3 separate regions of the Homo sapiens genome follow, and regions 2 and 3 are each linked to region 1. Evidence: chromatin loops called from intact Hi-C (ENCODE). Cell type or tissue: endothelial cell of umbilical vein. All regions are shown on one strand.

Region 1 (8,000 bases):
TATACTATGTAAAATAATAATTATATATAACTTTGTTGTACAGTATGTTTTATTCTACCTACAAAGTCATTAAGATATTTTACATACAATCCCTAAATAAATAGCTTATTTCTGTTATGGAACAATCTAACTGAAAGTCCTCAGGAAAAATGAGTTCTTATTTAGAAGAAAAAATATGTATAGTAAAAAATAGCTCAGATAACTAAAAACTAGCATCTATTTGGCAGTTATTATGTGGGCTCAAGTACCATGCTAAGAGTTACACCAAGGTTCTCTCACTTCATCTTTACAGGGCTTTGAAAATCAGCAAGAGGGAACAGAACCAAAGGTCTTAACCACTACTGCTTCTTATTTCAAAGCAATTTAAAATCATAACTCAACCTATCATGACAGTGTAAGAATATTTGGAATTGATTTTATTTTATTCATTTAAGCTCCACAAGCATCTACCTAGAAAATGCAATGGATCAGGAACAGTTCTAGACACTGAGGGAATATTGAGCAGTAAGACCAGAGCTCTACTCTCAAAGAGAACACTGATTGATAGGTTTATGAACATGCTTTTGAAAAATGCATACTTATGACTAAATAGAAGGGGAGTCACTATTCATGTTCTAAAGGGTTTCTTTATGTTCCAATAGAAATCTTTATAGTGCTATTCCTGTTTGTTAAAATTTACCTATTGTTCATAAAGCAAAGGTCTTATGTAAAAAAAAATTAAAAAATAAACTACATAGTTTGAATTTCAGAGGTTTGCTTTCCTCCATTATACTCACTTGGAAGAAGAGGTGCTGAAATTACCATAAATATTTTCTAGAACAAGGAGAGATGAAAGCAAACAAACAAAAGGAACCTAAATCAAAATGGCTCTAAGAAAATCACAAAATAATGAAAACTAAAGAGTTTTATAAACTTTTATACAATAATAGTGATAAGTTATCTTTGAAGGTAGAGATTTAAAATTATGCATGAGTTAACTATATATTAATTGTTTAAAGAATATTTCAAAATAGAATGTATAACTTGTTGCCAACTTCTTTTTCTTTTTTTCTTCTTTTTTTTTTTTTTTTTTTTTTTTTGAGACAGATTCTTGCTCTGTTGCCACGGCTGGAGTGCAGTGGCATGATCTTGGCTTACTGCAACCTCCACCTCCTGGGTTCAAGCAATTCTCCTGGCTCAGCCTCCTGAGTAGCTGGAACTACAGGTGCACACCACCACACCTGGCTAATTTTTGTATTTTTAGTAGAGACAGGGTTTCGCCATGTTGGCCAGGCTGGTCTTGAACTCCTGATCTCCAGGAATCCGCCCACCTCAGCCTCCCAAAGTGCTGGGATTACAGGCGTGAGCCACTACACCTGGCCCCAGTTTCCTAATGTTCATGTTTACCTAGAATTAAATAAAAAGAAAATATTAATAGCCAACTCTGGGTGGCAGAATTTTAGACAGTTTTGTGCCCTCATGTATACTCTTTTGTAAATTTTTCAAAAAAACATATATTGCTTTTATAATTGGTAAACAGAAAAAATATTGTAATTGACTCCAAAATCGATAGGTGATAAAGACAAAATTGTCCAGGGGGAGTAAAATGCAAATTTTGCTCTCAATCACAAAATTTTTAAAAAATAATAATAAATGTAATAGGTTCTTCCTTCCAGGTGTTATTGCCCTTTCTTTGATTCAAGATAAAGCAACCTGTAGGCTATTCAACTTCTCTAGACAAGAAAGGTTAAAAATTGGATTGAATTTTCAAGATTTTCTTGAGAAAGCATTTCACCTGCAGCTATGAACATGAGTGTAAAGATCAAAGTTGTAATACGGGCTGGTAAAGCTGAAAGTTGTTATTGTGGCAATCAGAAAAGTAGAGCATCATTAAAGTGTACCTCTTTCACCTTAAAACATAAACTGGCCATCAATCATTTCTAATGGCATCTACTTAAAACTGGCCTTATGATTGGCTCCTAAGTGTGTAAAATGTCAGGTGGAAATACATAAACACATCTTTGAGCTGGATAGAGTCTCAGTGATCCTAAAAAGTGAAATATAGAGCTATTTTAGAGATGCCATTTAAAAATTTATGGAGAGAGATTTGGTCTTATAATTTCTTTCATGAATACTAAAATTTTACTACAAAGAAAATTCAGAAATGAGTTATTTGTGCCATTTAATCATTAAATCATAAATCCACAGACCATTAGAGCTGGAAGGGGCCTTCTAGATTACCTCCTCCAATGCCAATATTTTGCAGATGAGAAAGTAGGAACAGAAAATTTATTTTCTCAGGGTTAAGCATGGTGGCTCACACCTGTAATCCCAGCAATATAGGAGGCCAAAGCGGGCAGATCACCTGAGGTCAGGAGTTTGAGACCAGCCTGGCCAACATGGCGAAACCCTGCCTCTACTACAAATACAAAAATTAGCCAGGTGTGGTGGTGGGTGCCTGTAATCCCAGCTACTTGGGAGGCTGACGCAGGGAGAATTGCTTGAACCAGGCAGGTGGAGGTTGCAGTAAGCTGAGATCGCACCACTGCACTCCAGCTTGGGCAACAGAGTGAGACTGAAAAAAAGAAAAGAAAATTTATCTTCTCAGGAAAAAGTAAAATCACTCAAAAATATCTTAAAGAATCCAGAAACATCTTGAATCTTACTGACGAAAAATTAGGTATTTTGAATCCTACTAGAACTTTAATTATAACTCGAATTTTTAGTTTGGTTGTGGGCAGTCCTACGCAATGAAGGAAAGACGCTAACAGTGACTGTGGAAAGCACATTCACAATGAACACTTATAAAGTTAAAACTAAAAATAAAACAGACCAATGATTTCAGACCAGGTTATTCATTCATTACTCAGCTTCCTTTCTTTAGTGAGTCAAGCAATTGAAATGAGCGTTCTTAGCCACTTTTAAGACACAATTCTTCTATTATCATGAAAAATTGGCTACTTCTAAAGTTGCTGATATGCTGAAGAATAATGGGACATTCATTCTTTGAGTTAAAAAATCCAAATTATTGCCAAAATCCTCCTGATTTAATGCATTTATGAAAATATGCTTATAATAAAATTATATATATTAAGAATATACTCCTCATCCCCTGCAAATAGATACTTACTTTGCATTATGGACATCCTGGAAGAAGTAAACATGAAAGCTCTTTTTCTAAGTTTAATGTTGATCTAAGAAATGGAAAATAGTAACACTTGGTTTTAAGGAAACTAGCACAGTGTGGACATGTTCATTGTCATCTGTAAAGTAGAAATAAGAGTAGACTCTTGCAAAATCATTTAAGAATTAAATCAATAATAGATATAAAATGGTTAGTACAGGGTTTGGTCATAGTTAACATTTAATAAGTCCCAGCTATTAGTAGTAGTGGTAGTAATATTATTATTATTTATAACATGATCACTCTTCTACTACTCCCTTCCCTTCAAGCAAAACTCTTGTGATTCCCCTACACTATTTTATGGCGCCATGTGCTTGTATATTCTGATCCCTCTCCCCAAATGCCCTATCCTGACTTCTATATCTGCTGAACTCCTACTTATCACCCAAGGTCAGCTCCAAAGTTTTTTCCTCTTACCTGCGTTACCTAATCCCTGATTGCACTCACCTATTTCCCATGGTTCTCTGCATATATCCCTCTCCTATCAATTGAGATGAGGACTTTTACTTGATTCTCCCTCACGCCCCCCACATGCCCCCCCACACACACATGCATGTACACATATGCACACACTCTGGACTACAGTGAATTCATCATACTCAATTTTGTATCATCATAGAAATGTCTATTGAAATGAACAAACTCCCGCATAAATAAATGACTTTTTAATTTCATGAGTAGGTATCAGGCTAGAATGTGCACCTAGTGGCCTCAGTTTAGAGGGGGAGAAGGGGAGATGGGTATATGAGGAAAGCTGGGACATGCAACTCACCAGCCCTGGAGCCCGGCTCTGCCACATGCCTACTGCTATGACTTGTGGTAAATCATTTAACTTCCCTGGACCTCAGTTTTCCTTCTCAGCAAAATGGGAGGACTGGGCAAAATGTTATCTGAGGACCCTTCCAGCACCAACCTTTATATATGATGCTATGCACTGGTTTATCTCAATGGTTCTCAAACTTTAGCAGACATCAGAATCATCTGGAAGGCTTATTAAAATACTGGTCAGCAGATCTGATGGGGCCCAAGAACTTGCATTTTTAACAAATTGCCAGATGATGGTGAGGCTACTGGCAGGGGGACCACACTTTAAGAACCACTAACTGATCTTCTTGACACAGGATCCTGACACTGTCCTGTTGTTATCTGGTGAAAGGCACTCCTGATATGATAAGATGCAGGCAAGTAAACCCACACTTCTGTGAGGCTGCCATCACAAGGACTAGGTGCCTATGGGTGAGCCCCAAGGGTGACCACAGAATGAAAGCTTTGCTGACTGGAGTTTTGTTAAAGGCTCACTTTGTGGGAAAGAAACTGCCTGACTTCTCAATGCTATAGGGTATAGAAAACACTGACGCCAGGGTTGGACCCATCAGTTAGTACCGCTGCAGCTGAAGTCACATGGATCACAATTGCCATCTAGTGATGACTTTGAATTACTGCATCAAGAGACTACAGAATGAAATGCTGCTTTTTCATTTAGAAACTGCTTTTTTTTTACACAAAACTATGTTCAAAATGAGATCCCTTAAGGATAAAGTCTAATGTGCTCCGGTCTTATCTACATTTGTATCTCAGTACTATGAAAATAAATACATATATAGTACTTACTATGTGCTAGGCATGGTTCTATGCTTTATATATGTTCAATTATTCACAGCAAACCCATGAGATAATACAAATTTTCCCAGTTTGGAGACAAGAAATAAAACTACAAATGTACAAAGCAATGAAAAGACTTGCTTGAGGTTGCCCAGTCAGTAAAATGGTAGAGCTTGGACTGAACCTAGACAGCTACTGGGAAGATAACTACACTAACCAGTTTCTCTTATATCAATTTAAAACATAGTTGCTGAAACAATTAGTACTTGTAAACTGTTGTCAGTTACAGATATGGGTCTGCAAAATTTTATTAAGTATACACTGAATAAATAATTTTTTTCTGATCCTTCCAAATGAAATCAGCTTATATCCAATAATTAAAGAAATGTTTCTACCTACAGAAAGCCAAATGCAACAAAATGAGCACCAACTTGGATTAAGATTTGGAATCATTTTTCCACCTGCTATACAATCTTAGACAAGTCACTTAGATCCACTTTTTCATCTATGAAGTAGAAAAAATAAAACCATAGTTTACATAGCTATGTAATTCCCAAAAATGTGGTTTAGGGGTTCTGTAAAGTCAGATTAAATTTTAGAGTAGCTGCTCAAGTTATCCACTGAATGCGATCACAAGAGCAAAGAGGGAGATCATGGATAATAACTATACTGTTTTTTTTTTTCAAATTGTCTCTCATGTGTGAAAGAAGCCAGGACAAGAGGTTTGATCTCCTGGTCTATCGTCCATAAGTGCTAGCAGTAAACAATAACACTCATGGTGTTTGTGGGAGAATTAAAGAGCTCAATAAGAAAGATACACATTTCCTTTATTTTTCTGAATACTGTACTTGGCCTGTGCACCTGAGCTCTGCATCCCTGCCTGTTCTCTGCCTCCCAAGGGTCCTCACCAAAGAACTCCTACAGAAAGATCACATATTTGCCAGTGGATTGAGGTTCAACCCCCTCTCACTCCAACCTTCTCTTACCAGAGATCTTCTTGGATTTAAAAACCAGGTCCCTGATAATCCTTTTAGCTCCTTATCTAAAACATCTCAGTTACCAAATAATTTATCTCAATAGACCAAACCAGAGTTATCAAACCAAAGTACTACAGTACTAGGTTTCTTTGCACCTGTATATGTGTAACATGCTAAGACTTGCTGGCATCAAATTCATGGTAATGAAGGAAAAATAAACATAGAGTCAGAGGAATAATGGGTAACAATTAAAATACAGTAGGGTAAACTATCAGTACCTCATTTTAGTAGATTTCTTGATGTCATTTCAAGTATTTGCACATATTTAGTCACCAAAGCAACCCTAAAATTAGGCTAGATAAGCTTATTATCAACACCATTTGAGAAATAAAGATATTGACACACAGAAGTGTAAAGAAAAACAAAGGAAATTGAAGCAAAGAAACTTTAAACAACTTGAAAAAATAAGTGAGGGTTCATATATCCTAGTTATTAGGCCTATGCTTGGCCCCACAATTATAGTTTAACAATCAAATCCTGAAATAAGATGACTCCCTCTGATAGTTGAGTTTTTTAAAAGTTCTTTATACAAATATAGTAGAAGTAAATGAATAATTAGACTTCAAGGATAGTAAACACTCCATTAATTCACTCAACCAATATGTGTTGAGAATCTGCTATGTGGCTGGCACTGTTTTAGGTTGGGGAGTTTAGCAGTGAATGAGGGCAAAAATGCCATTCTACCCTTAAAGCTTACATTCTGTCTAGTTGGAGAAGAGTTGATAAATGTGAATATAAATAAATATTTAATACCATGTTGATCATGAAGAAAAATCAAATAAGGGAAAGGGATAGAGAATGATAGGATGAGGGATGCTGTTTAAAATTGAATGGTCAACACAAGCCACTCTGAGGAGGTGACATGTGATCTGAGATCTGAAGAAGGCAAGGCCATGCAACACAATGATCTGGAAGACAGTTCAGGCAAATGGGAAGTCCCAAGGCTGAGAACCAGTTTGGCTTGTTGCAAGATGGCAAGAAGACCACTGGCCAGAGCCTGGTAACTAAAGAGCAGATGGTGTCAAAGAAGAGAGCGGAGCCAGATCGCTTAGGTCTTGCAGGCTGTGGAGGGGAGTTCAGAGTTTACATGAACTGGGGTGGGGAGCCACAGGTGGATTTTGAACAGAGTGACAGGATCTGGTCTACTTCTTTAAATCATTACTCTGGTTTCTCTGAGGAGATTGGACTCCGCACATGAATGGAGACAGGGAGGTAAGGCACTGGTCCAGGCAAAACATGATCGGTGCCCAGTGACTCAGGATACATTTTCATTAAAGAGATCATAAAACTTGCAGATGGATTGGATGTGTGAGAAGAAGAGATATCGAGAATGTCTCCTGCACTTTGAGCCTGAGCAACTAGATAAGTACGAATACCATTTATCAAAATAGGGGAGCTTGGGGTAGAATCATTTTCTGAATCTTATAATCCTCCAATTGTACCAGTGAACTCAATTTGAGAATTCATTTTTGAAAGTGAAAAAGACTTTTAGTCCAAGAATCTTTAGAAAATGTCACCACCTGTTTTAGGATAAGCCATGTATAGCAATAATTATATTCTGCCACATGGAGTATTCCACTCTTAGAATTCTGAACCAGACCATGGTCCTGATATGATGTAATATTTCTAAGTGTTCCTTTGTAAAAATAGTTTCAAAGACTCATGAATTATAAAATCATGCCTCCTGTTTAGGACATGTTTATAAATATGAATAATAGAAGCTTAGCTCCTAACTATTTCAAGAAGTACAAGGAAAACGTCCACAGTTCAGTTAAAAAGAATGTTAAATATCGGCCTGAGATTTATACTCTTGAGAAATAAATGTTACAGTAGAAATGGGAAGAAATGTGCTTGGTCTCTGAGCCAGTGGTTCTTTTATGGGAACCAGGGTCTTCAATTTCCAGGCAGCTACGCTGTGCTGAACTTGGACTCAAAGATTTGGGGACAGTACCATCACGTCACCTAAGCATGATCAAGAAAACACTCACTTTGGGGATACAAACGTCTTAGCCAAAATCAGCAGTAAATCCAGCATAGAGCCAAAACTATGTAAACAGTAGTGTAAAGATCCATATGCAGAGAAAACTGAAGGATCACTAAATTCCAAGGAAATGTGGTTTCTTTTTCAGTCCCTACTTTTTACAGAGAATGCTCCTTTTAAATATTTTAGCTTCTCTGATGGATCTGAATTAGCTATG
Region 2 (8,000 bases), 640 kb before region 1:
TGTTAATTTTTGTAAATAACAATAAAATAAAGGTATTAAATATTATGATGTTAAACAACTTTATTCTACTCATGTTTATAAAAATTCACATATACAACAAAATAGTCAGTTTTAAGCCCAGAAACTAGTATAAAGCATTTAATATTTTATTTTTACTGTATTATTAAATTTTACAAATTGTTTTGGTAATACTAATAGTTTAACTTGTTTGAAGAATTAAAGTACTTGGTTTGTATTTCTTGGGATGGCCCTAACACATTTGAACAACATTCATTCCGTTAGAAAAATACACTGTAAAGATCTATTATCAAGAAAGAAATTTCGTAAGTATTGAGTGCTATAGATTTTACAGTTAAGGTCTAAACTTGGTGCATATTTTGAATTTTGACCCAGCTGGGTATATCTTTAAGGGTCAGTAGGAAAAATTGTTTTAATGAAGATCTGTTGAGGTTCCCGACAGCAACCTTGGCTGGATGAGCTGGGTTGCTTTAGGTCAATGGCCACATTCCTTACTTTCCTGCCAAATGTAGCACAGAGAGAGGGAGTTGAGGTATGAAACAATAGGAATTAGTGAGGAGGGATGATTTTGAGTGTAGAACATCACAGTACCACTTTTCCTGTCCTCCTGCCTTGCTCCAGGGCAATTGCCCTGGGTCCTTAGCAAGAAGGAGACAAAAATGAAATAGTAGATCTAATCAGATGGAAGATTTCATCTTTTGTGCTGAAGTAGAAGAGATAACACAAAGTAGTATATTTTGTGATCAAGTTGAAGATGGTTCAACAAACAATGAGCTCCTACTGTGGGTAAGGTACTGTGCTAGGCACTCAGGTCTACAAGATGGATAAGATGGAGTTCAAAACTGTGTCTGTGTGTCAGGGGGTGAGAGGGTTGTTGAAAACCAGAAAAAGGATTCCAATGTAAAGTAGTAAGTACAGGGATAGAGAAGCAAAAACTCAGGCATGGGAAACAGTATGGTGTCCAAGGAGAACCACAGCAATTAAATAACAGTAGAACGGCAGTCCTTAATCTTGGCTGCATAGTAGAATCATCTCATGAACTTTTAAAAAATGCCCATGACCAGGCCTGACCCAAGAGAAATCAAATCTGAATTTCCGGAGGTGGGGTCCAGGCACTGGTAATTTTTTAAAGCTTCCCAGGTGATTCTCATTGCATTCCAGTTGAAACCCACTGTAATGGTCATTGAGGGTGAATAAGTATTTGAAAATGCTATGTGAACTACAAAGCCCCACTCCGCTGCCAGACTGAGAGCCCTTTAACATAGAGATCATGTCTTATTTGTCTTTATATCTCCACACTTACCAATATAGGATCTGTCACATAGAAGAAGCATGGTATATATCTGCTGAATGGGTGAATGAATGAATAAATCAACAATGCGAATAAACACATATTGAAGTCTTGAAACAGCATTTAAACAGAAAAAAAAATGATTAAAGGGAAAATATGCACTTACGGTTTATATTCAAACAGAAAGTTTAGACAGGCATATAAACTTATGGACTGATTCAAATTAAGTTGATTTATTGCAACTTTCAAACATAATGTGAATGAACCTTAAAAATATATACAGAAATATGTCCCTGCTTTTGAGTGCTCCAGCTGAGAACATGGCTTGGTGAACAGACAATTTAAACAACAACAGATCCCAGAAAAAAAATTCAATATTTGAAATCAGAACACAGTGGAAATCTTGGAAAGTAATCATGTTTTATTTGGAGCCTCCCATTTTTATTTTGAGCCTCCCATTTTAATTTTTTAGATGGCCTGGTTTTGAATAAAATCACATACACGTGTGTGTGTGTGTGTGTGTGTGTATACATAATTGATGTGTGGATTCAGACATTATGGAAATGTTCAGATAAAATTAATCTGTAATCCAGAAGTGATTAATGAGTTTTAAATTTAAGAAAAAAGTTGCTTGCTTTTTCAACGGATGAGGAAAGGCAAAGAACTAAAAATACATTGTATTTTCACTCTGCACTTTGCAATTTCTAAGGAAATATCATAAGAAATTGTGTCCTCATTATTGATGTCAAAGAAAAGCTAACCTTTTTGTGCTTTTGCTGCAAGTTGACTTTGTAGCTAACTGGTCACCATTCTGCCCCTGATACATACTCATTTATCAGTATCACTTCCAAGGAAGGAGTTAGTGTATGCTTCCATCAAATGCCTGAGGAGTGCATGTGGGCAAGAAAGAGAAACCATGTTAAGGGAAAAAAGAGACTCCCGTAGAAAGAGCACCTCAGGGAAGTACTGATCATGAGAATAAAGTTTTCATAGTTCAGAATTAAACAGGTATCGAGATCTAATTAGAACTCTCTTCTAGGAACACAGGGATAATTCATGTGTGCCTTAGAAATGTAACACAAAGCTGGAAATAATATTATTTTGAGTGGTATCTCATATAGGGAGATCTTTTAGAAAATAAAGGCGTGTGATGAGCAAACAGAAGGTAGGAGTACGGCACCAAATTAGCGGCCAGGGATACAGAGCAGCACACCTGGGGTCCTCTTGTCTAGGTAGGGGAATGGCAGTATGGAGCAAACCCAAGCACTCAAGGAAAATAGGCAGCAAGTAGGAGGACTGCCTCTGCACTGGCATGTTCACTATGTCTGCCCCTGATCACTTCACTAAATTTCTTTCTACATACACTTTTAATTATTTCAATCTCTCTGTTAAATTTCTTTGATAAATTTCTGAATTGATTCTTTGTGTTTTCCTAAAGTTTGTTCAGCTTCCTTAAAACAACTATTTTGAATTTTTTGTCTGGGAGATAACACATCTCCATCACTTTAGGGTTGGTCTCTGGCACTTTATTTTGTTCATTTAGTGAGATCATATTTCCCTGAATGTTCTTAATGCTCCTTGCACAGATGCTTGTGGATGTGCCACAATGTCTGTATATCGAGGGATTAGGTACTTAATTTAGTCTTGAAAGTCTTGCTTTGTGCCTGTCCTTTTTCAGAGGGCCTTTCAGGGATTCTAAGCAGACTGACCACTATGTTCCCTGAGCCTGTGACCACTGCACCTCTCTCAGCACTAGGGGACAGTCTAAGACCAGGCTTGCTGAGAGTATCAGGAGGACTCTGAGGCTGATATGGCTTTTGGGGCCAGATGGACCTAGGGAAGACCCAAGGAGGATACTAGAGCTGTGTAGAAATGGTCGCCAGGGACCTGAGTACAGGAAACTGTTCTGGTGACCCAGAGAGGTGTGCCTCCCCGCAAGTTTCTGCACCGGTAGGATATTTTCCTGACTGGAGCCAGAGGGGCTGGAGCTAAGATGGTCCTTGCTTGGGATCTGTTGTGGAATATAGGCTGGAGAACCCAGTCTCATTGGCTCAGAGGGGTGTATGTCTCCCAAGAATTCCCTGCATAGATGGAATAGTTTCCTGACTGCAGCGAGGTGCGCTGGAGCTAACAGTCGGCCTCTCAGAATCTGCTGTGTGGCAGAGGCTGGAGAGCCTGGTCTGATTTGCTCAGAGGAGCACATGTCTTCTAGCAAAACTGGATAGTTCCCTGAGGCTAAGGGAAGGGCCAGAGCCGAAACGGAGTCCCCTTGGGATCTGCTGTGGGACAGAGATTGGTGAGCCCATTAGGGAGACTCAGACTGCCAGGCTGTGAGATATGGTCAAGTCTCCCTCTGGGTCCTTACAAAAGCAGCTCTGAACTGGAAACTCAATGAAGTGGGGACTGGAGCAGATCCATGGAAGGCAACTTTCAGAAGCATGGTCGAGACCATTGTCAGTGGGCAGATGAGCCTCTCTACCAAGGCACTAGTGTGAGGGAATTCCTCTGGACTCCTTGGCAAATGGTTTTGGTTGCAGGCTCATAAACTAATGGAAATGTGGCCAACCGGCTTAGAAGACTGGGCTGTTTTTGAGCTGGAACTCAGGAACAGATTCAGTGGATTAGACACCTGGGTGTTGGTCTACACTCTCAAAATGACCCTTCAAGGTCTGGCCTTGGGCTCCAATGGGGCTTCACAAACTCCCACATCAATCCTGAGGCTCCTCAGAGAAACTTTTGACTGTGGATGGGTACAAATTCTTGTTGTGGTGGTGGGATATAAGTGGGTTACCTTCTATTTTACCATCTTAGTGATGTCCTCTTTCTACATGCACTTAATGACACTTAAATGATAGCAGCTGAGACCATTTTTCAAGAGCTGCTATTTAATGCGGTAAGAACTTATGCTACATTTCTGGGTTGGAGTCTACTGGCCCGTGCAAGCTAATCTGAAGATGATTAGCAACTCATTTGACAAGGTAGGTTAGAACTGAAATGAATGAGTTAACTATTGTCCCTTAGCCTTGTTTATATCCTCATCATATCCCATCAGTATTATTATAATCATCCTCTACCCAGTCTCCCTGATCCCAGTCTACCTGCATAATCATCTTCTTAAAATGTAAATCTAATAATATTGCTCCTTAACATCACTGCGTAGAAAATCTACAATGTGTTTTATCACCATAGAGTAAATCCCCAAAATCTAAATATGGTATAATAAGGCAATTGCCACCAGTTACTTTTCCAGCTTCTTTGTTAGGTACCTCTCCCACCCCCATCATCTTTCGCTAATTACAGAAACATTCCCACTCTCCAATGAACATTCCTTACTCTTCCATGCCTCCATTCCTTGGCTTTTACTGTTTTCTATGTCGAGAACACTCAACCTCCAAATTGCTGAAATTCCATGCATCCTTCAAGAATAGGTTCAAATCCTACTTTTGAGTAGGTTTTCCCAAACTTTCAGGCTAAGCTTTATTTGAGAACTTTGTTCACTTTTTCTTTCTGATCATTATAGAACACTAAAAATGTGAATTACCTATTCATGTTTGTCTCCTTCATAAAACCATGAGCTCATTAGAGCCAAGGGATCAATCTGATTTGTCTTGTTATTCTCAGTTCTTAGTACTCAGCATGGTATCCAAGACATAGTACATTCTCAAATATTTTTGTTGAATGAATAAATGAATATATATTGTATTATATAGGATTAGGTTTGAATCTATAGAAACTCTATGACTCAGCAAGATAGAAGAATTTTTCTTTTTCCTCATATAAAGGATATTTAGAGACAGGCAATCTAAGGCTGTATATTGGCTCAATGTTGGCATCAGTGTCACAAGAGAAACTCTGCTACCCATCTTCTGTAGACTGAATTATGTGCTCAGAGTCCTAACCCCCCGATGTGACTATATCTGGAGATAGAAACTTTGTGGAGGCAGTTAAATTAGGTCATAAGGGTGAGGTCATGCCATGAACTAAATGTCTGTCCCCACTACCCCATTTGTATGTTGAAAGTCTAATTCTTAATGTGATAATATTTAGAGACAGGACCTTTGGGAGGTAATTAGTTATGAGAGTAGAACCCTATGTGAATGGGTTTAATGCCTTTATACAAAGAGACAGGAAAGAGTTTGCTTCCCCTACTCTCGTTAGGAAACCAGGAAGAGGGCCCTAAACAGACATTGGATCTGCCAGTATCTTGCTCCTGAACTTCCAGCCTCCAGAACTGTGAGAAATAATTTTATGTTGTTTAAACCATCTACTCTATGGTATCTTGTTATAATAGCTCAAACTGACCAAGATAGGCCCTGATATGCTAAGATTAGTTTATTGTTTTTATCAGAAGAGAGGCATCAGAAAACCCTCTCTTACCCATCTCTGCCCTGAATTCTTGAGTTCACAAAGAAAAAGACATGGGCAAACAGTGTGGTAGCAGATGCCTACAAGCCAGGAAGAGATGCCTCACCAGAAACCAACCATGCTGACACCTGATCTCAGACTTTGAGCCTCCAGGACTGTGAGAAAATAAATATCTGTTGTTTAAGCCACCCTGTCTGTGGCATTTTATTAAGGCAGCCTGAGCTAAAACATTAGTTTTAACTTCAAGATCTCCTTCTGGTCTAAAATGGCTGCTGGAGTATCGGTGATTACATCTGAGTTTTGGGCAATAGGAAGGAAGAAGGAGGAGAAGGAAAAAGGGTGAGAAGTTCCCTCTCTTAACTGAGTCAGTGCTCCTTCAAAATTTCTCAGATATTCACTTAAGTACCTTGTTCACCCCTGGCTTCAAGGAAACCTGGAAAATGTACTGTGTAAGCTGGATACATTGCCAGGCATACAATCAAGCTTCTGTTTGTGAGGAAGGTGGGGAAAAAGGCTATTAGGTCAGCACTTAGTAGTTCTGGTCAGAAATGTCTTCATGACCCCCCACCCCCCTACCCCCCACAGTTGTGGCTTTTGGATGGAAAGTCTGTGTCCTGGCTCTATAGAGTGGTCCCCTACACTGCACTGAATTTGTAAAAAGGGTGTCATTTGGGTAACATAGGCAAAGATCTAGACAAAAATGTTGAAGTACAGGATGTTTTGAATGCTACTATCATTTGATTAAAGAGTTGGATAGTACAATATTTTATAACATTCCTGGAAAGAGTTTTGAGGGGATGTTCATGTTCTCTTTTTCTCCCGGCAAGGAAAATCTGAATTAAATATTCCTATAAAATTGAGAGCCTATTCTGGACCTATCACTTCAGAAGAGTTGGTTATGCTACACTAATCAGATTTAATCCACCTTACTTGGAGATCAGCGTTCTATAGCCCAATTTGATTTACTTAATCAAATTGGAGGGGAGAAGGAATGAATATTAGGAGAGGACCACACTGGTTCTGCAGTTTCAGGGGAAATCAATCTTAAGAACTGAAGAGGTGGAGGATGGACATCTGCACTCCAATATTCTCCTGTAGTAGTGTCTTGGGTTTGAGCCCACAAAACTGTGACCAAACAATTGGGAGATTCTTGAAATGCTGTCACTATCCTGAAATTTCTAATTAACCACAAATATTCTGAGTGCTTTCTATGTTTAAACTGGCATGGCTAACCATCACTTTTTAGGGTGATCTGAATGGGTTTGAATTGAGTAACTCATTTTCCTGGTATTCCCAGCTGGCTTACTGTCATTTCATTATGCTTGTAGCAATACCACAGTTATTTAATAAATTCAATTCCACATGTTGCCCAATTGAATTTCGGGGTCTCATAATGGTCCTATGACTAGCTTCTGCTGTTTTTTACATTGCCATCTGAATGGGAAAAGGAAATAATATCCATCAATGCCTGTTTTGTATCATATCTAGGTTGAAGACCCTTCTGCCTGTCACATTGACTGATATTTCCTCACTAGAAACCTTATTTTATAGAATTGGCATCTTCTTTTAGAATGTGATTACCTGGAGATTAAAGAACGTTGCCCAAAGTAATCCAAAGTGTTAGTGGTTGTGATCATTAATTTTATGTGTCAACTTGACTGCTCTAAGAGATACCCAGATAGCTGGTAAAAAATTACTTCTGAGCATGACTGTGAGGGTGTTTCCAAGAGAGATTAGTCTTTGTATTAGTAGACTGAGTAAAGAAGGTCAGTCTCACCCACGCAGGTAGGCATCATGCAATCCACTGAAGGCCCAAATAGAACAAAATGGCAGAACAAAGGCAAATGCTCTTTCTCCTTTAGCACGGACATTCATCATCTTCTCTCATTAGACATTGGTGCTTCTGGTTTTCAGGATTTTGAACTCAGACTAAGACTTGTATCAGTGACTTTCTTGTGCTCAGGCCTCAGCCTTGGACTGAAACTACAGCATCAGCTCTCCTGGGGTTTCAGCTTGCAGATGGCAGGTCATGGGACTTCTCGGCCCCCATAACTGTGTGAGCCAATCCCTCAAAATAAGCCTCTTTTTACCTATCTCTATATATCCTTTTGATTCTATTTCTCTGGAGAACCCTGGCTAACACAGTGGCTGAGCAGAGGTTGTGACTCATACTATTCATCCATCTACCACATGTCAACATTTAGACTAAAAGGTAATATTTATTGAAAATTAACTGTGTGGAAGGCTCTGTGTTCTCCACTCCATTTCCATCATGCTTTTTTACTCAGTAAAGCCCTCCAAGAGCTCTATTATCCTCCCATTTTGC
Region 3 (8,000 bases), 110 kb before region 1:
TTCACCAGATCCCCTTGAGGGAAGTTATCTTTTCTTGGGGTGGAGGGGGAAATGCTCCCAGTTTAAATGAGCTTCCAGTTATTCCTAAGTTTGGGGATAAAAGTATTCTCCAAGGGTTTACTTCTGCTTTCTCTGGCAATTAATCCACCGGACCAGCTATGGACCGTTAAACAGTAACTGCCTTCCCTATGTCCCATCAAGTTCAAGCCCCTAAATAACTGAGTGAGATCATCTTAGATTGCTCATGATCTAAGTTTCCCAGGAGCAAAGCTATCCTTTCTCCATAGGGTACATACCAAGCAAGATGACACTGCTCTTCTTAAGCTTTTAGAAAAATCAGTGTCGAAGTTTCATGTAGTCGCCCCCAAATCTCCCCTTCTGCATGGGATGTGGATACTTCACGTGAGTCTCCTCTTTTTGCCATTATATAGCTGCCTCTTGATCAAGTCCATGACTATACCCAACCAATGCCATTGAGGCAGACTTGGGAGGACTTCTTAATGTTTCTCAGAAAAGATAAGATGAGAAGCTGCCGCTTTCACTAGAGACACAAGAAGGGAGCTCTACTGATTTTGAGGGCTTGCTGATCCTACAGAAATGTGCATTTTAGATGTTCTACTACTGTCAAAATTATAAAATGATATCCTTTTCATGATCAGAAAACATATGCCACTTTATTCCTATTTATGAAATAAAAATCAAGGAGAAGAGGATTGGGGTGAAAAGGGACTTGAAAGAGAAGCTGGAGGAATCACAGAAGTGCCCTAGGAGAAAAGCAAGATTAGGAGCTCTGTTACGAAACGCAACTTCTCCCAACCCTCATTTATGTGAACATGAGGGGATGGGGAAGAGCAAAAATCCATGTCTGCTCTTGTCTTTTTATTTGTTTGTTGTTTTTTAATCAATGAGAGTATAAGATCCATCTCTACTATGCCCTTCTTCTTAGCCCTCCTTCTTTAGCAGAAAAGAACAGCTTGGTTCTAATGATGAAAATGATTTCAGGTTTGCCCCATATTTAAAAACCCACAGTAATTTGCTAGTCATAATTCTAAAAGCTATACTATGAGTTAAAATAAAAAACTCCTTAAAACATGTTTTTAACTAACAGATGGGTCACGTCAACAAAACCAACCCTAAGTCTCCTGAAAAGTGTAATGTTGAGTGCTTATTTGTAAGTTAAAAGTTAGAAACAGCAATTTACTCCTTATCCATGGTTACTCACTTTGGTATGGAAACTTGCAGACAGATTGAGACACACCGTATTTCCTAAAACCTCTGGTCCTCCAAGTAACCCTCTGGGAGCTAGGTGTTTCTGCCTTGACCTCCTTCTCTTCAACCAGACCCCTATAAACATACATGTACATAAGTTAAAGAAGGTACAGATCTTGAAACTTGAGTGTATTCTTGTGAAAGGTGCACTGGTCTAACTATTGAGTGAAAAGAAAACCAAAAGGAGAGGAGAGGAGAATTAAGGGGAGAATGAATGCCCTTTGGAATTTAGAGAATCTTTCTTTTTAGCATTGTGTGAAAAGGATATCTCAATCCCTAAAGCATCTGGGAATACACATTTATTTAAAGAACCTGTTCAAAAGTTGTCACAAAATGCTAAGAATATAATGAAGAAGATCTTCCAGTGACCTGGCAGATATTAACAGCAGGTTACACCCCACACTACTAAATTATAGCTCTATTAAACTTCCCCTTTCTAGAGAGATAAGGAGTGAGAAGTATGAGCATTAACCACATTTCAACACAAACAGAGAAAAGCTGCTAATGAGAGATCCCTCTATCACTTTAGTAACTCCATTTGTTGTTTGAGGGAGAAGGTTCTTCATAGTTTTTCCTCAAGCAGATTTGCAGGAATGGGGTTAAAGGGAGTCACACAAGGTTAGAATGTCTACAAGCCTGAAGTCGTGTGTACTCAAATTCATGAAGCCATTGAAATTGCATCAGATCAAACTGAAGTGAATAAAACAAAAAGTGTTCACCAAAACTGATCACAGAGTAATCAATAAAAATAAAAATAATGAATTCTAACTTCTCAATGTAGGATAAGAGCAAAAGCAACAACTTTAGCTGACTATGTAAAATATGAACACACACCTGACAATTCACCTTCGGTGTCCTCTATTTATTTGGGGCTCACTTCCATCGTCCCTCCTGGACAACAAAAACTGACCCTTCTCTCCTTCAGCAAACCTTTCAGGATGTGCAGATGCAGTCATAGTCCCTCTGTGACATTTCCTTTGTTCTTTCCCTGGAAAAAATCTCTTTTTAATTCTCATAGAACAAGTTTCTAAAGAACCACTCATACTTGTGGCTTCTCTCATTACCAAAAATTTCCTCATACTTCTCTTAAATAGGATATAAATTTTCACCCTATCAAATGTAAAAGCTTCACATTTTTCTAAACTTTAATTCACATACCTAGAAGAAAGTAATTTAAAATTGCTACTTGCCTCCAACAGAATATCTGAGATGAGGTTTCAAAGCCATTTTACTTATCCAGTACTTATTATAACTTCTTGGAAATTAAAAAAACTTTAGAGAATCATAAAAGATAAATGCTGGAAAAGACCTTGGAGCTAATTGTAACTAAAAGTTAATTTTACAGGTGCAAAAGATCAGAAAGATTAATGTCTTTCCCCAGGCCACCCAGATGAGTACAGCACACCCAAGGCTGGAGTTCATACAGCCAGTTTCTCCAGCCAGTGCTTAATCTTGAATAACTGCAGTGTGGCTCCTCGTATAATGTGAATCTAAGGTGTCTTTGACTATGCTGAGCATTCCGTAGGCACTTAACATACAGGGCTCTCAGAAACCATAGCTTGGTAGAGGTTTGGACTACAGCTATACCTCTACTACCAAATGTCTAGGACACGTTGACATAAATTCTTGTGAAGAGTGAAGTCAATGGTCATCACCATCACAGGGATGGTATGTTTTTAACCAGCCCAGGATATGGTACATAGTAGCTGCTCAGTAAATCTGTGTTGAGTGGGTGAATGAATGGGGAAAAAAGCTAAGTATAAAATATCCATTTTCCTAAACTCCTTTCTTACTTGTAGAAAATATAGTCTATAAAACTACTTTCTACAAAGTAATGGATTTACAAAGTAAATTTTACTTCGTAGAAAACAGTCTATACAGACATACAGTGACTCAGGTCTCAAATGTATTGAGTTTAAGATTCTCCCTTGCTTTGGGAAATCTAGAAGAGTTCATTTTAGCCTTAGCAATGGCTAAGCCGTTTTCCTGTCTGCAATATTCTCACTAGTTCTTCCCATATTTACTTGAGTTCTAGAAACTGTATTATTTTTTACAGGAGGCTTAAGATCTAGTTCCAATATTCATTTGAGAGAACAAATGAATTAGAATGTGAGATTTACAGCGTAACTCTCCTCTTCCACCCAACAGACAAAGTGTTGCCAATTTAACCATTTTGTACCTTCCTCGGCCTCTAATGAGAGAAAGAGCAAAATACCCATAATGGATAATCAGGAAAAACATTAAGGGACACATCAGTCAGAATGTGTAGGTATGAGATTTGTTGTAACAGAGGGGCAGAGGGGAGAGGTGATCAAGGGACTAAGAGTATAGAGACAAGACAGTGAAGCTAAGAGAGTTTATTCCTCTGAAACAGAGGAGGGAGAATCTCCAAGAGTTTTGAAATGCTACAAGAGATTTTAATAGCATTGTCCAAAACCAGACCCTCTCAAATGCTTGAGAGATGACTTTCTGTTTGAGTCAGGGTTCTTTAAATACAACACTAATTGAAGCCTGGATGACACAGGTGTGAAAGCTTTATAAGTACCATATCTATTAAAACTCTTCTTATCATTTGACTGGCCCTCAAGTGGGAAAGGAACCTCATTTCACCTCCTTTTAGACTTGACTCTGACCCAGGATAATAACTCCATGGATGTCAAGTCATTGAAATGTTCTCTGCTAAAATAACAACACAATTATTGGTAACACATAAAGTCACTCCATCATAGAAAGTGACGAAGGCAGGAAAGAATATTCTTGTATTGTTTCTGTAAACAATTTACCCTGAATAAGCAGACAGATGTTAGCCCAGATGCTTCTTCACTTTCCTCTGAAGCATGCCTGACAATTATTTCCATATCTCCGAAATAGTAAGTGTGTTTCTAAAATCGATCTATTATATGTTAAATTTAACACAGTCTATGGCTAAGCATCACTGTGAAAACATTCTTTTAAGTAAGTCTTTCTTGAAGACTGTCCCTCTTAAGCTTCCAATTGATGTGTTTACATCACAGGATATTTAGGCATTGGATCATTTGATGTGCTGAGACTGAAGACAATCACTTCATGTGCTACTTTTCCAACTCTAACTAAATAGGCCTGGGTGTGGGTGTCAGCTGTCAACTTCTCTAGGAAATAACATGTATCTAGCCTATTGGGGAGCTTCTCTAGTCCCCTCTGTTAGCTAGATAAAACAGCTGCTTTTTGGAAGTCTGGGCCAATGGCCTGCATAATTGAGGCTTTGTGTTCTAAGGCAATTATGGCTAGTTTATGGCAGCAGAGGGGTTAAGTTGCAGCTGCCTTCAGTTCAGTAGGAGGATTTCAAATATTAACAGCTGACCGAAGAGCACTGTGATGGGGCAGGTGGGACGCATTTTCAAGCCAACATCCCATTTAGGATCTTCTTCCAACTAGCATGGTGTCTACACTCTGACGATAAGCCTAAACTTCATTCATAAATTCAGTGATGATTGTACATTATTGTATTTCTTTAATGATCTACTTAGCGATTGCCCAGTCTTAAAGTCCAGGAGTCATGGTGTTCATCAATGCTATCAATCCAAACAAGCGACTTCTTGTTAAATGGCAGACATAAGATTAAAGCCAAAAAGTACATGAAGGAGGGCACTAGGGGGAGCTAAGAATTTGTGAGTTAGGTAGCCAAGATTGTTGAGGTTGGAAGAATGAGGAAAGAAAGGGGATCTGTGGCAAAAATATGCTATTGGATCCACAGTTCTAGTTTAAGGACATGTCTAGTCCCTTTTCCAGCCCCCAGTTAATTACAATCCCCTGCTGCCCAAATGGAGAGGGAGGTTGTTCACCAGTAGAGGGAGCCAGGGGCTGGGTGTCTCAATAGAAACTGATCTGGTCCCAGAAGGGGCCTTTAGATTTAAGTTTTTCGGATCGAAGGCAGAGCAAAGTGTCCCTTACAACCAATGGCTAAAATGTATGCCATTGTAGTAGATCACATTGTTAGTTTTCTTTTTAAAAAAAAAAAAAAAATCCTAATTTAAGCCTCTAAGAATAAATCACCCACATTTCTGGCATTAGCAATGCCTGAAATGTCCGGGCTTGTGGAAGTTTATTTGAAAGAAAACTAAAACAATCTTAGAAAATGTTCTTTCCAAGGCTACCACCAGCCAAGACTGAATCTAAATGCTCAATTCAGTAATAAACAAAGCCTGGCAGCTGGGGGTCAGTGAGAGACAAGCACAAAGACTGAGGAAGCCTGCGGTGACTAGACCCTCCCTGTCAGTGGAGTAAGGGGAAGGGAGCTGGGAGAAAAAAAGACAGAAATGGGCCAAATAGGCTTCTCCACCCAGAGGGTCCAGAACCTGCTCCCCTAAATCTGGGTCTCTCCAGGGAGCAGCCAGGGTCTTGCCTAGACTGAAGTGAATACCTTTCTGTTGAACATTTCCATTGCACAGCTGTGTGGGGATGGCTTGTTAAGACTTGAGACACTTGCATAATTCAGAACCCTTTGGGGGATAGAGATCAATTAGGACCATAAAAAAAATCCTTGGCACACCAGAGGAGAGCTGCTTGCTTAGTAAAAATTATGACATTCACAGCAAAACAGCAATCCTCTAAGATCATTTTTTGTGTCCATAGAGATGAAGCTATGGAGTTGGTGTGCATGTGACTTGTGAATCACCAGAAAATCTTCAGTGTTTTAATTTCAAAAACACCTTGACTCTCTCTGGGGCAAGGGGCGTGTCACTGATCGTCTCTGTGCCTTAATTTATTTATCTTAAGCAGAACAATTTTTAAATAACTACCTTCTTTACCACTTAGAGACATGTGAGGTCCTGTCAAGTATTTTTCAGAAAGATACTAATTAAGCATGCATTTTACGGTTACTAATTTAGTACGGTAAATGGATTATACTTACAATAACTAGGAAGGGCTCAAAGTATTTATACAAAATCAGTCAAAATGGGATAAAATGTCAAGTAGCCACATAACCTTCCAAGATATAGCAAGAGCATTTTTGTTTCTCAGAATACAGAGGTCAATCCCACATATCTCAAAAGGCCAAACAAGATCAAGGGTAAGTGGAAAGTAAAAAAACAAATAATAATTAGAAAATGGCTTAAAGAGTCTTAAAAGGCTTATATTCTTACCAATCTGTATTTTGAGACCAGCCAAAGGGGAATTTCTCACATACAATACAGGGTTTCTGATCTAAAAACTCTATTTTAACTGGAGAAAGATAACTGTTTAATAATGACTTTTGTATAAAATCTCTGCATCCCTTGCTTCAACATTTTCCAAAGTGCATTTCAAAACACTGCTACCTGGGATTCATCAGTGTTTATACAGAAAAAAGTTCTGTGGTCAAATAAGCTTTAGAAACACTCAATGAAACAATATTAAACATTTTTATTCACTGTATGGCTTCACAGAAATTTTTATATGCTATATATATTTTCATCCTTCAAAGATGTTACAATCGAGTGTTCCTTAAACATTTGATGACATATCTACCCTGCCTGAGCGCATCTCCTGGGACTGATATTCTACGGAACAGCTTAAGAATAGTTTAAGAATCACTTCCTGCAGCATTATTTCAAGATCAGTCAGAACATGGTATTTTCAGTCTTGCTAGTTGTTAAGTAATACATACTGAATGTCACTCTAAGATATGTAGAGAGATTTCTAAAACCCAGGGGAAACAGGAACAAAAGAAGCAGATAACATGCCTTTGTTCTATGGCTCAATTCTTTATTACAATAATAGCAAGAATGCCAGAAATATTATTCAAGTCTCTCTCTCTCTCTCTCTCTCTCATATCTTCAACCTCCACTTCTACCCAAAAAATCTTTAGAACACTGGACAAATTGAAGTTGTCTCTTCCTTTCCATCCCACTCTCTGGATACTGTATAGAGAGAAGCGGCCAACAATGAGCAATAAGTTCAATAAACAAGGAGCCTAGATAATTCTTTGAACTAGCTCATCAGTCTCTGAGCTGTTAATTTCCTGCTTTATCTTTACTATCATTAACTAACCAAGATCGTTGGCCAAATATTTTCTTTGAGCATTTGCTTTCTCACCATCAATAGGGAGCTAATTTCTGTAGGAGGAACACACTGATATTCTGGTGTAATTTACTGAATGAGGAATTACTTAGTTTATCTATGACACTCAGACCTCCCACTCCATACAATTTACTATTTCTCTTAGGACATTACTCTGGGAATTATCTTTCCACTTCACAAAGTTAGTGCCTGGAGGTCAGTATCCCGTAAGTGGCACAGTTGAGCACCCTCTGCTTTCAGAAAATAAGTAGCTCATAGTCATCTAAAGGAGAAGGGAGAAATTCAAACACATCATTAATGGTTATAATAATAAAAGCTATTTGTTATCTAACAGGACCAGATATTGTGCTAGTCCCGTTATCTATATTCCCCATGTCAACCCTACAAGAAGGGTGTTATTATTCCCAATTTAACGATGAGAAAAACTAAGCCTCCACTCGTTAAGCAAATTGCCTAGGGCCACACAGCTAGGAAGAGGCAGAGCAGGTTCTTCTATCCAGGTCACAGTCCAAAGTCCATGGTCTTCCTGCCCGCCTGTGCTGCTTCTCATGATGTCTTGTCCTATCATGGAGGAAAAAAATAAAAATAAACTTCCTATGACAACGCCTCTGACTCATAAAGAAAGTGAGAGAATTCTAGTGGCTCTGTTCCTAGACACTGCTTACTGGCTCTGTTTCTTGTTTAATACAGTG

What was found. Peaks named below come from ENCODE experiments on the same cell type or tissue, not always from the same donor. Only the 100,000 strongest peaks of a DNase experiment are listed, where the experiment ranks them.
Region 2: it touches region 1 in a loop (13-fold over the local background); 14 of 110 quality-filtered maps call a loop at or near these places.
Region 3: a loop joins it to region 1, with 8 times the contacts of the local background. A loop is called at or near these places in 42 of 110 quality-filtered maps.

What each region holds. Positions count from the first base shown.
Region 1 is chr3:99,748,996-99,756,995 of GRCh38, forward strand. The region is part of intron 2 of COL8A1 (collagen type VIII alpha 1 chain); the gene reads left to right. Among named protein-coding and RNA genes, the nearest start is that of CMSS1, 65 kb to the right of the region's middle. In endothelial cell of umbilical vein, a CTCF peak has its summit at 4,569 (motif pointing left); DNase peaks (open chromatin) are centred at 2,826, 4,536 and 7,056; H3K27ac peaks cover 2,932 bases.
Region 2 is chr3:99,111,680-99,119,679 of GRCh38, forward strand. No RefSeq gene overlaps it. Among named protein-coding and RNA genes, the nearest start is that of LINC00973, 200 kb to the left of the region's middle. In endothelial cell of umbilical vein, a CTCF peak has its summit at 3,069; a DNase peak (open chromatin) is centred at 3,082.
Region 3 is chr3:99,640,442-99,648,441 of GRCh38, forward strand. The region is part of intron 1 of COL8A1 (collagen type VIII alpha 1 chain); the gene reads left to right. Among named protein-coding and RNA genes, the nearest start is that of COL8A1, 5.8 kb to the left of the region's middle. In endothelial cell of umbilical vein, a CTCF peak has its summit at 4,982; DNase peaks (open chromatin) are centred at 4,990, 5,770, 7,070, 7,760 and 1 weaker place; H3K4me3 peaks cover 1,894 bases; H3K27ac peaks cover 7,265 bases.